Linked DNA regions of Homo sapiens: region 1 is linked to region 2. Evidence: read pairs that join two places in POLR2A ChIA-PET (ENCODE). Cell type or tissue: GM12878. All regions are shown on one strand.

Region 1 (5,000 bases), 110 kb before region 2:
TTCAGGCGATTCTCCTGCCTCAGCCTCCCAATTAGCTGGGATTACAGACACCCACCACCACACCTGGCTAATTTTTTGTATTTTAGTAGAGACAGAGTTTCACCATATTGGTCAAGCTGGTCTCGAACTCCTGACCTCAAATGATCCGCCTACCTCGGCCTCCCAAAGTGCTGGGATTACAGGTATAAGACACCGTGCCCAACCAATGTTCTCTTAAATTAAACATTTATTAATCTTCTAGATATCACCTTTCGTTGGAACTCAAGAGTTATGAGTGCTCCTCGACATACTAATGCTTTCTGACTGAGCTCCTCTCTACCCTGAATACAAGAGACCCTAATAGGCAGGAATATTATCACCTCTATTCAGCCTGAAGAAGTTACAGAAGATGGATCTTCATCCCTCTTCAACCCTTAGGATTAAGGGTTCTCTTATAAAAGGGAGGGGGGCAATATGTCAGAGGTGTTTGAACCAGAGCAAGTCCATGTTGAATAGGGGCTGGGTAAAATAAGGCTGAGAATTACTGGGCTACATTCCCAGAAGATTAAGGCAGTCTTAGTCACAGGATAAGACAAAAGGTTGGCACAAGACATAGGTCATAAAGACCCTGCTTACAAAACAGACTGAGGTAAAGAAGTCAGCCAAAACCCGCCAAAACCCACCAAAACCAAGAAGGCGATGAAAGTGACCTTTGGTCATCCTCACTGCTCACTATATGCTAATTATAACGCATTAGCATGGTAAAAGACACTCCCACCAATGCCAAGATAGTTTACAAATGCCACAGCAATGTCAGGAAGTTCCCCTGTATGGTCCAAAAAGGAGAGGAACCCTCAGTTCCAGGAATTGCCCAGCCCCTTCCCATAAAACTCATGAATAATCCACCCCTTGTTTAGCATATAATCAAGAAATAACCATAAAAATGTCCAAACAGCAGCTCATACTGCTGCTCTGCCTATGGAGTAGCCATTCTTTTGTTTCTTTACTTCTCTAATAAACTTACTTTCACTTAAAAAAAAAATTACTGGGCATGGGGGTTGCAGGGTGCCGTGGCTCACAACTGTCATCCCAGCACTTTGAGAGGCCAATTCGGGAGGACTATTTGAGCCAAGGAGTTCAAGACCAGCCTAGGCAACAAAGTGAGATCTCCATCTCTACAAAAAGAAGAAGAAAAGAAAAAATTAGCCAGGCATGGAGGTGTGTGCCTGTGGATCCAGCTACACAAGAGGCTGAGACAGGAGGATCGCTTGATCCCAGGAGACTGAGGCAGCAGTGAATCGTCTTCATACATACCACTGCACTCCAGCCTGAGTGACAGAGCAAGACCCTATCTCAAAAAACAATAAAATAAAATAAAAATTACTGGAAAAATAAGGTTATATTACTTTATAATTTATATTATAATTTTATATTACCACATACTTCACTAAGTTATCCATAAAATCAGACACAGGAAACATTTGTCACAATATAAAATTTTGTCAAAACCATAAACAGGAAAAATAGAATAGATCCTGTATCTATCATTTGAAACATAAGCGTTATCAAAGAAGGAAAATCACCAATTTGCAACCCCAATAAAATAGTTAATTCAAGCTCATCAAAAAAAGATCAGCAGTAGATGCTAAGACCATTAGAGAAAAGATTATTGTAGCACATGACGTTTGAAAGATACAAAGTGTCATAATGCTAGTAGCAGTAACCACAAAAAAAGAAAGACACGATTTTATATAAAAAGTCTTATCAGATTCTTTTCCTCTACTTTTTATCCCTCACAAAAGCACATATACTATCTGAATCCCACTGTAAAAAGAAGTCCGGGAAATCTGTTACCATTTCTCTACCTAGCTCTGTCCAATACGGCAGCCACTAGCTACCCATGACTGTTAAGTCCTCAAATGTGGCAAGTGACTGAGGAATTAAATGTTTTATTTTAAATAATTTAAATTTTAAAAGCCACATATGTCTAGTGGCTATTGTTTTAGACAGTACTGCTGCAGGGTATAAACAAACCTAGCCATGAAAGACAATATAAAAAGTCACAAGCTTAAATTATGGGCAGGCTTAAGGGAAAACTTGAAAAACTTATAAAACTATTTTATAAGCTTTTATCACCAGATAATTCTGTATCAGGAATTGCCTCCATTGAACTTTCTTATAGCATGTTTTCTTGACTACAAAAAATAAATGCTGAATAAAAGCTTGCGGAATTAAATTTATAAAGCTTTAAACCTACCCCAAAACACTGAATTACCAGGAAAACTATGGCATTTAATTAAATGTATAGGAGTACCCTGATTTAAGACGTCCCTATTTTCATGACTGATTTTTAAAAACTGATTTGCAGTTTTCATTTAAAATAATAAGCTCTGGCCAGGCATGGTGGCACACGCCTATAATCCCAGCACTTTGGGAGGCCAAGGCAGGCGGATCACCTGAGGTCAGGAGTTCAAGACCAGCCTGGCCAACATGGTGAGACCTTGTCTCTACTAAAAATACAAAAAATTAGCTGGGCATGGTGGTGCATGCCTGTAGTCCCAGTTACTTGAGAGGCTGAGGCATGAGAATCGCTTGAGCCCAGGAGCTGGAGGTTGCAATGAGCTGAGATGTGCCACTGCACTCCAGCCTGGGCTGGGCCACAAAGCAAGACTCCATCTCAAAAAATAAATAAATAAAATAAAATAATAAGCTGCTTGAAAACATTAAAAATGTAGTCTCACTCACAAAATATTATTATGGGTCCCTTGCAATTACACATTAATTTTAAATCAGCTTGTCAATTTACAAAGAAGCCAGTTGGAGTTCTGACTGATAGGGACTGTATGTAACCTGAAGCAATTTGGGGGAGTATTGCCATCGTAATATTAAGTCTCCCAATCCATGAACATGGAATATTTTTTCATTTATTTAAATAGTCCTCTATTTCTTTCAACAATGTTTTGTAGTTTCACAGCACAAATTTCACATCTGTTTTGTTAAATGTGTTCCTAAGTATTTTACTCTTTTTGATGCTATTATAAATAAAATTGTTTCCTTAATTTCATTTTCAGATTGTTCATTGCAAGTACGTAGAAATACTATCTTTTTATACTAATCTTGTATGCTATAACCTTGATAAATTCATCCATTATGGGGATAGTACAGGTAGTACCTCAATTCATAGGGATCATTAGACTAATAAGGTAATTATTGGAGAGTACCCAGTACTCAGCCTGGCACACAGTAGGCCACTGAAGTACTTTTATTTATCTAGGGCCTTACAAAGGTGTCTTACTATAAAGTTGTTATTTAATACCACTTATGTGCAAAGGTCTGAGTAACACAGTGACTTAAAAAAAAAAAAAATCCTGTCCATAAGGAGCTAGAGGTCTTACTGCAGAAATAGATCATCCTTGTCCCACAAGTAATTTGTATAGACATCATATTAAAAATCTGAATAAGATTTCCTTTACAACAAATTTACCTTCATATACTGTTAAGAGCCTCAGAAGACCATCTACTTTTCAACCATACAAATGAGGTTCATCCCTCCTTCTTCTTACTATGTTTATTACTAGATTCTTCCATAACTCTTCTGAACACCAGTATTACTGCAGAGTGGTGTCATGTATTGCACTTGACCAATAAGATAAGAAAGTTTTAGCGTCTTGTAATTACTAGCTTTGTTTTTTCTTTCTGTGAAGCCTATTTCATGCTTTTGAATTTTCAGAAGAGAAACAAAAAGAAATGGAAAATAAAAGGAGTAAGAGATTACAATAAGTAAGGTTCCTATAGAACTGCAGTCACCAATTCTGCCATTCTATAGAAGCTTACTAATATTTTTTAACTAAAACAATTTTTTTCCAAATAGTTCTTTAAACTTAGATATCTGCTTAGTGTTCCAAAGCACCATTTAAAATCAACCAGGTCCTGTTTCTGTCTCAGCAACATTTGCTTTACTTCTAAATAATTGTTAATTTACATTTATTTGTTGGAAGAAAGACAGCCACAACCTAACAAACCACAATTTGTGCCACAAAGTCTAATCTTAGCCCAGATCTATTTTTGGATTCATAACAGCTTGAGCTAAAGAAGAATTTCATTACATTGTTCAAGTTGGGTCATAAACAGTCTCTGAAAAGAGAAGCAAACCAACATAAAATGCTGTAGAAACCAAAAATGATATAAAATATGAAAGATTCAGGTTCAAACATCTGCTATATAAATGGAAACATTACTGTGCTCATCTTCAATCTCTACTTACCACTTTATGTTCCCAAAAAACTCCGTTCCTACCAAACTATAACTTATTTAAATTACACTGAAATTTATCCACTTACAAATCTATCTCCCCTTCGCCCCACATATGAGTCTCTGAGGGCAGAGAAGCCATATGTCTAACTAGATGTGTAAATTTGGAAGAGAAGTAGGATGTGCAACATAAGGCATTTCCATCCCACCCCAATAACCATCCAACCTGTAAGTTCTCAAAAATGGCTTTAGTTTTGCTTTTATCATTCTAACAGTTGCCATTAGTCATTCTTTAGGTGAGGACACTACAGCCTTCAGTGAAGCACTGCTCAGACAGTATATAAGACAAATGACACAAAACAAAATAAAGTTATCTAATTACCAGAAGTGATGATCAGTAAACTGAATCCATCTAAGTTTTAGCTAATTTACCTGATAGACAGTACACTTCTAAAACTACCTTTATGAAGTGCTGAGCTATTTAAGTGAAACCAAATAAAGGTGATTCACTCAAAAGCTGTCCAGAAAACCTGGTGGCAATGCTAATCAATTTAAGCAAATCACAACATAAGTTTCCAATTTTCTTTTCCAAATTAGAGTTACTTTCCTCAAACCCTATTCTGCTGCTTTAGGCTTCTGATTAGGTTAAGAAAGGGAAACAAAAATTAAAGGGAAAAGCACAATATTCAATGATTAAGAGATGTGCCAAATTTCCACGTATCCAGAGGACTCAAATCATTAGAATTTTCTTTGAGTAGGCCAGGCGCGGT
Region 2 (5,000 bases):
ACTTGAGCCCTGGAGTTTGAGGCTGCAGTGACCTATGATTGTGTCACTGTACTCCAGCTTGAGTGACAGAGTGAGAGACCCTGTCTCTTAAGGAAAAAAAAAAAAATTCTGTTTAGCCCTGAGTTTCAGCCATATGACTGCCCTTGAGCCGTTCCTATATAGAAATTTGGTAGTCAAGAGTGCTCAAAGTCAAATGTCTGTCTTCGTCATCATTGGACCCTCCTCCTCCAACTACCTTGTATATCAGTTATTGTCTCTGCTGGGTTTTCATAATTGTTAGATTTCCTCTTGCTTTTAAGATTGTGTCCTTTATTTGAGGTTTGACATTAAGTACTTTTGTGTGATACATAGTTGTACAATATCCTAGAGAAACTATTGAGAAAGTTGAAAACCCAAAGTGTTTTATCTACTGCTCTTTTATTAGTGCAATTGATAGATTAATTTTCTTGGAAGTATTCTTAGGGGCTGAACTACCTTGGCAGATAATGTGATAATTGCTTATATTAAACAACTGTTTTGATTCACTGGGAACTTAAAGACTTCATTAAAAATTCTCTTTCTGATTTAGGTTTAGACAGACAAAAAAGGCATATTGAAAGGTTGGAGATAAATCTTTGAAAATCAAACATGCATTTTTGTAGCATGTGGTTTATGGATTATATTGTTACTGGTTTCCTTTTAGTAAAATGGCATGACAAGAAGTAATATATAAATTGTTTTTCCTTAATGTATAAAATACCCAAAGGAAATTGAGTTTGAAAATAACGTAGACTGCTCTCCAGACTGGGTGACAAAGTGAAACCGTCTCTGTCTCTTAAAAAAAAAAAAAAAAAAAAAAGTAGGACACGTACTACACTTGCCAATGCTAAAGTGACCATGTGTACTGTTTTTTGAAATTCCCTAAGAGGATATGATGTTTTATACCTAGAAAAGGCCAATGTTTGTGATTAACCTTGAAATATAAGTCTTCAGCAAATGAAAGACACTTGCAATTTGTAGCCCAGTGATAGCAAATCAAGAATGATGTAAAGTCATATTGCAGCTTGGGTAGTGGTTTTGAGAATGCTTAATGGCCATTTGTTAGGAAAGGTAAAGTTACTATAGATTTAAAAAACATATTCATTCTCTGAGGTGTCACACTGAAATTAGGGCTGTCTTTTGTAATCTTTGGTATTTGTCATCTGTACTTAGGTAATTTAGATAAAAACAACACTGTTTTTCCACAGTGGCCCACCTCCTGAAAACAAGGTCATCTTTTTGGATGGCTCAGCTTCTTCACTTCTATAATAAGCTATTAGCCTACCCAGCTGCTCACCTGGTCCCCAAAGACATACTGGAATTACAGCATTCTGGGCCTGGATCAGAGTGCATAGCCCCACATCTTCTTCTGTATAGTTCTATCACCATTGATATTTGAGTAATTATATTCTGTGACATATCAATAATCTTACCTGCTTCTGTGGATACTGTAAAGTCAGCCTTCTGTTGAGTTAGATTAGATCATCAGAAAACTCTGTACTTGGATCCCAGTAGCTGAGATTTTTTTTTTTTTTTTTTTTTTTGCTGAATAACATGTTACATTTTGCCTGTGGCTTTATCCAGGGTTTGCTTAAAAAGTAATATTACTGGGCACGGTGGCTCACACCTGTAATCGCAGCACTTTGGGAGGCCGAGATGGGCAGATCACCTGAGGTCAGGATTTTGAGACCAGCCTCGCCAACATGGTGAAACCCCTCCTCTACTAAAAATACAAAAAATTAGCCAGGCGTGGTGGCGGGCACCTGTAATCCCAGCTACTCTGGAGGCTGAGGCAGGAGAATTGCTTGAACCCAGAGGTGGAGGCTGCAGTGAGCTGGTATCACGCCATTTCACTCTAGCCTGGGCAACAAAAGCGTAACTCTGTCTCAAAAAAAAAAAATAATAATATAACATTTCCTTTTGCTTTTGTTATTGAGAATATTGCATATTATATCACTCTATATTCCATTTATAAAGCCCAATGTAAGAAATTTCCTTCAGAGTTTAAGGTCACAAAAATGTTTGTTTTCTTTGATAAAGGATATTTTCTTACCTTTTAGATTATAAAAGAGGTATCATTTATTTTGTTTATTTACCCTAGCTGCCTGGGAGCACAGGGCCAAATTTGAATGTTAATTGTAGGAATTATGTCAAGAAATTTTGTAAATTAATTTAAAAATAGTTTTATGTACTGGGAGTTAGCAAACTATGGGCCACCCACTTCTTTTTGTAAATAAAGTTTGATCAGAACACAGCTATAGTCATTTATTTATGTATTGCCTATTGCTTTCATGCTACAATGGCAGACTTGAGTAGTTGCTCTCTGGCCCTTTACAGAAAAAAGATTTCTAGTCCTGATACAAATAGTTACATGTGCCTCAGACCAAAATGCAGTAACACTGAATATAAAGCAATATGATTACTGTTAGATGTAGCTAGTTGGAAGAGGCTTAACAGAGATGTGCTATGAAAGGAGTTTAATATTTAAGCAGTGGAAGCATATAGGAGACATTTTATGTGGGAGAGAAGAAATGAAATCCTGTAGGATTGAGCAGATTTTGAACATGTGGGACCATTTTGGAAACTGTTTTAGCTAGATTAGAATTACAGCAGTGAAAATGAAGTTGAATGGGTAAGACTGTTGATAGGAAGGCATAAAAGCTAGGCATCAGGATTTGCATTTAATCCAACAAACAATTGAAAACCCGCTATGAAAATTTCACAGGGAAATGATATGATGGGAACAGCATTTCAGTACAGCTAATCTGACAGCAGTGTACTAACTCAGCATGGAGAGCCCCAAGACTAAGCAGTTACTGGAGTAAGCCTGCCATGAGGAACTAAGATGATGAGTGTAGAATGAAGAGGAATAGTAACCTCTGAGGTGCTGGAAAGAAGGAAGCCGATTTTGTGGCTGACTGGATTTAGAGAGTGGTGGTGAACGAAATTGTGAGAGGATAACTGGGGTAAAATGAACTGAAGTGACAGTTTTTTGAAAGGAAATATGTGTTTTGTTTTTGATGTCCCTAATTTCTGGTGTTTTAGAGCCTCCTAAGAGAAAGTATGGAAGCGTTTGGAGATCTGTGCCAGATGACGACTGATAGCTGTGGGAGAGTTTGTATGGAGGGACAACAGCACAAGGCAGAGTGGCTGGGGAGTGCCTCCAGGAGGGAAGATAGCACTCGAGGAGCAGAGTGGACAGAGGAACAGGAGGAGTCAGTAAAACAGTGTTTCCCAGTGTGTATCCCAGGACAGACTGATAGTATAGATGGTTAGCAGGTATTTCCATTGTTGCATGGCCAGATAGATTTGATAAATTCTGGGTTAAGCAAAGTTAAATAGACTTCTTGTATTAGACCCTCTTATGTTCTTTAATAATATGCAACATTATTTATATCTCCACTACGATCTCTCCCTCCAAGTTTAGATTCCTGTATTCGACTTTCTACGAGACATTTCCCCTTGGGATACCTGTGAGGCATCTAAAACTTAACTGTCCAAAATGGAATTCTTTGTCTTCCTCACAAAACTTGGTTCCCCATGTCAGGTGATGGCAGCTCTATCTTTTCTTTTTAGTAAAAAAACGCCGTGGTAAGAAGTAACATAGAAATTATATTGTTCCATGTGTAAAATGGCCAAAGGAATTGAGATAAAAAATAAAGTTGCTCAAGCTGGGCATGGTGGCTCACGCCTGTAATCCTAGCACTTTGGGAGGCCGAGGCGGGCGGATCACTTGAGGTCAGGAGTTCGAGACTAGCCTGGCCAACATGGTGAAACCTGTCTCTACTAAAAATACAAAAATTAGCTGAGCCCAGTGGTGGTGGGTGCCTGTAATCCCAGCTACTCGGGAGGCTGAGGCAGGAGAATTGCTTGAACCTGGGAGGCGGAGGTTAGTGAGCTGAGATCGCACCACTGCACTCCAGCCTGGGTGACAGAGTGAGACTCTGTCTCACAAAAAAGAAAAAAAAAGTTGCTCAGATTAAAAACCTTGGAGTCATCCTTGACTCCTTTCTCCTATATTCTTTTTTTTTTTTTTTTTTTTTTGACAGAATCTCACTCAGTCACCCAGCCTGGAGTGCAGTGGCACAACCTCGGCTTATTGCAACCTCCACCTCCCGGGTTCAAGTGATTCTCCTATCCCAGCCTCCTGAGTAACTGGGATTATAGGTGCACACCACCACATCTGGCTAATTTTTGTATTTTTAGTAGAGACAGGGTTTCGCCATGTTGGCCAGGCTAGTCTCGAACTCCTGACTTCAGGTGATCTGCCTGCCTCAGCCTCCCAAAGTGCTGGGATTACAGGTGTGAGCTACCATGCCTGGCCCTTTCTTCTGTGCTCTTATCCAATCCATTAGCAGCCACATTGGCTTTCCCTTCAAATATATCCAGAATGTGACCACTTGGTACCCCAAGTGATTCTATTGAAATCCTACTGCCTCTTTGTGCAGTAGCTTTCCATTTCACTCAGGATAAGTGTGTCAGTCCCTGTAGTGGCCTACAAGGCCTTTTATGACCTGGCTTCTCATTGATCCTTTGACCTGATTTACCATTCTTTTCCTCCTTCACTCTGCTGTATGCACATCTCTTTATTCTTCCTAAGACAGGGCTTAAGCAATTTATTAGCTTAGGGCTTTTTCCTGTGCCTGTGACACTCTTCCGCCTAGATATCTGTTTGGCTAATCTAACTTCCTTTCCTCCTTTAAGTCTGTTCACATGCCACCCTCTCTAGAAGAGACTGACCTGGACTACCATATTTAAAATGGAAAGTGTGCACTTCTCCCATTTCTCATCTCCTTTATTCTGCTTCACTTTTTTTTAATTAGCACTTACCATCTTCTAACATATTTTATGTATTATTTGTTTAAAAAATTATCTGCTGCTTTCTACTAGACTGTAAGCTCCATAAATGCAGAGATTTTTTGCCTATTTTGTTCACTGATATAACTCAAGCACCTAGAACTGTGCTGGACACACAATAGGCA

What was found. ChIA-PET counts read pairs that join two places held together with the same protein. Peaks named below come from ENCODE experiments on the same cell type or tissue, not always from the same donor. Only the 100,000 strongest peaks of a DNase experiment are listed, where the experiment ranks them.
Region 1: POLR2A ChIA-PET joins it to region 2 with 5 read pairs; 2 of 35 experiments call an interaction of 5 or more read pairs at or near these places.

The regions. Positions count from the first base shown.
Region 1 is chr9:20,594,037-20,599,036 of GRCh38, forward strand. The region is part of intron 2 of MLLT3 (MLLT3 super elongation complex subunit); the gene reads right to left. Among named protein-coding and RNA genes, the nearest start is that of MLLT3, 26 kb to the right of the region's middle. In GM12878, no CTCF peak of the experiment used is centred here; no DNase peak of the experiment used is centred here; H3K27ac peaks cover 925 bases.
Region 2 is chr9:20,708,691-20,713,690 of GRCh38, forward strand. The region is part of intron 1 of FOCAD (focadhesin); the gene reads left to right. Among named protein-coding and RNA genes, the nearest start is that of MIR491, 4.9 kb to the right of the region's middle. In GM12878, no CTCF peak of the experiment used is centred here; no DNase peak of the experiment used is centred here.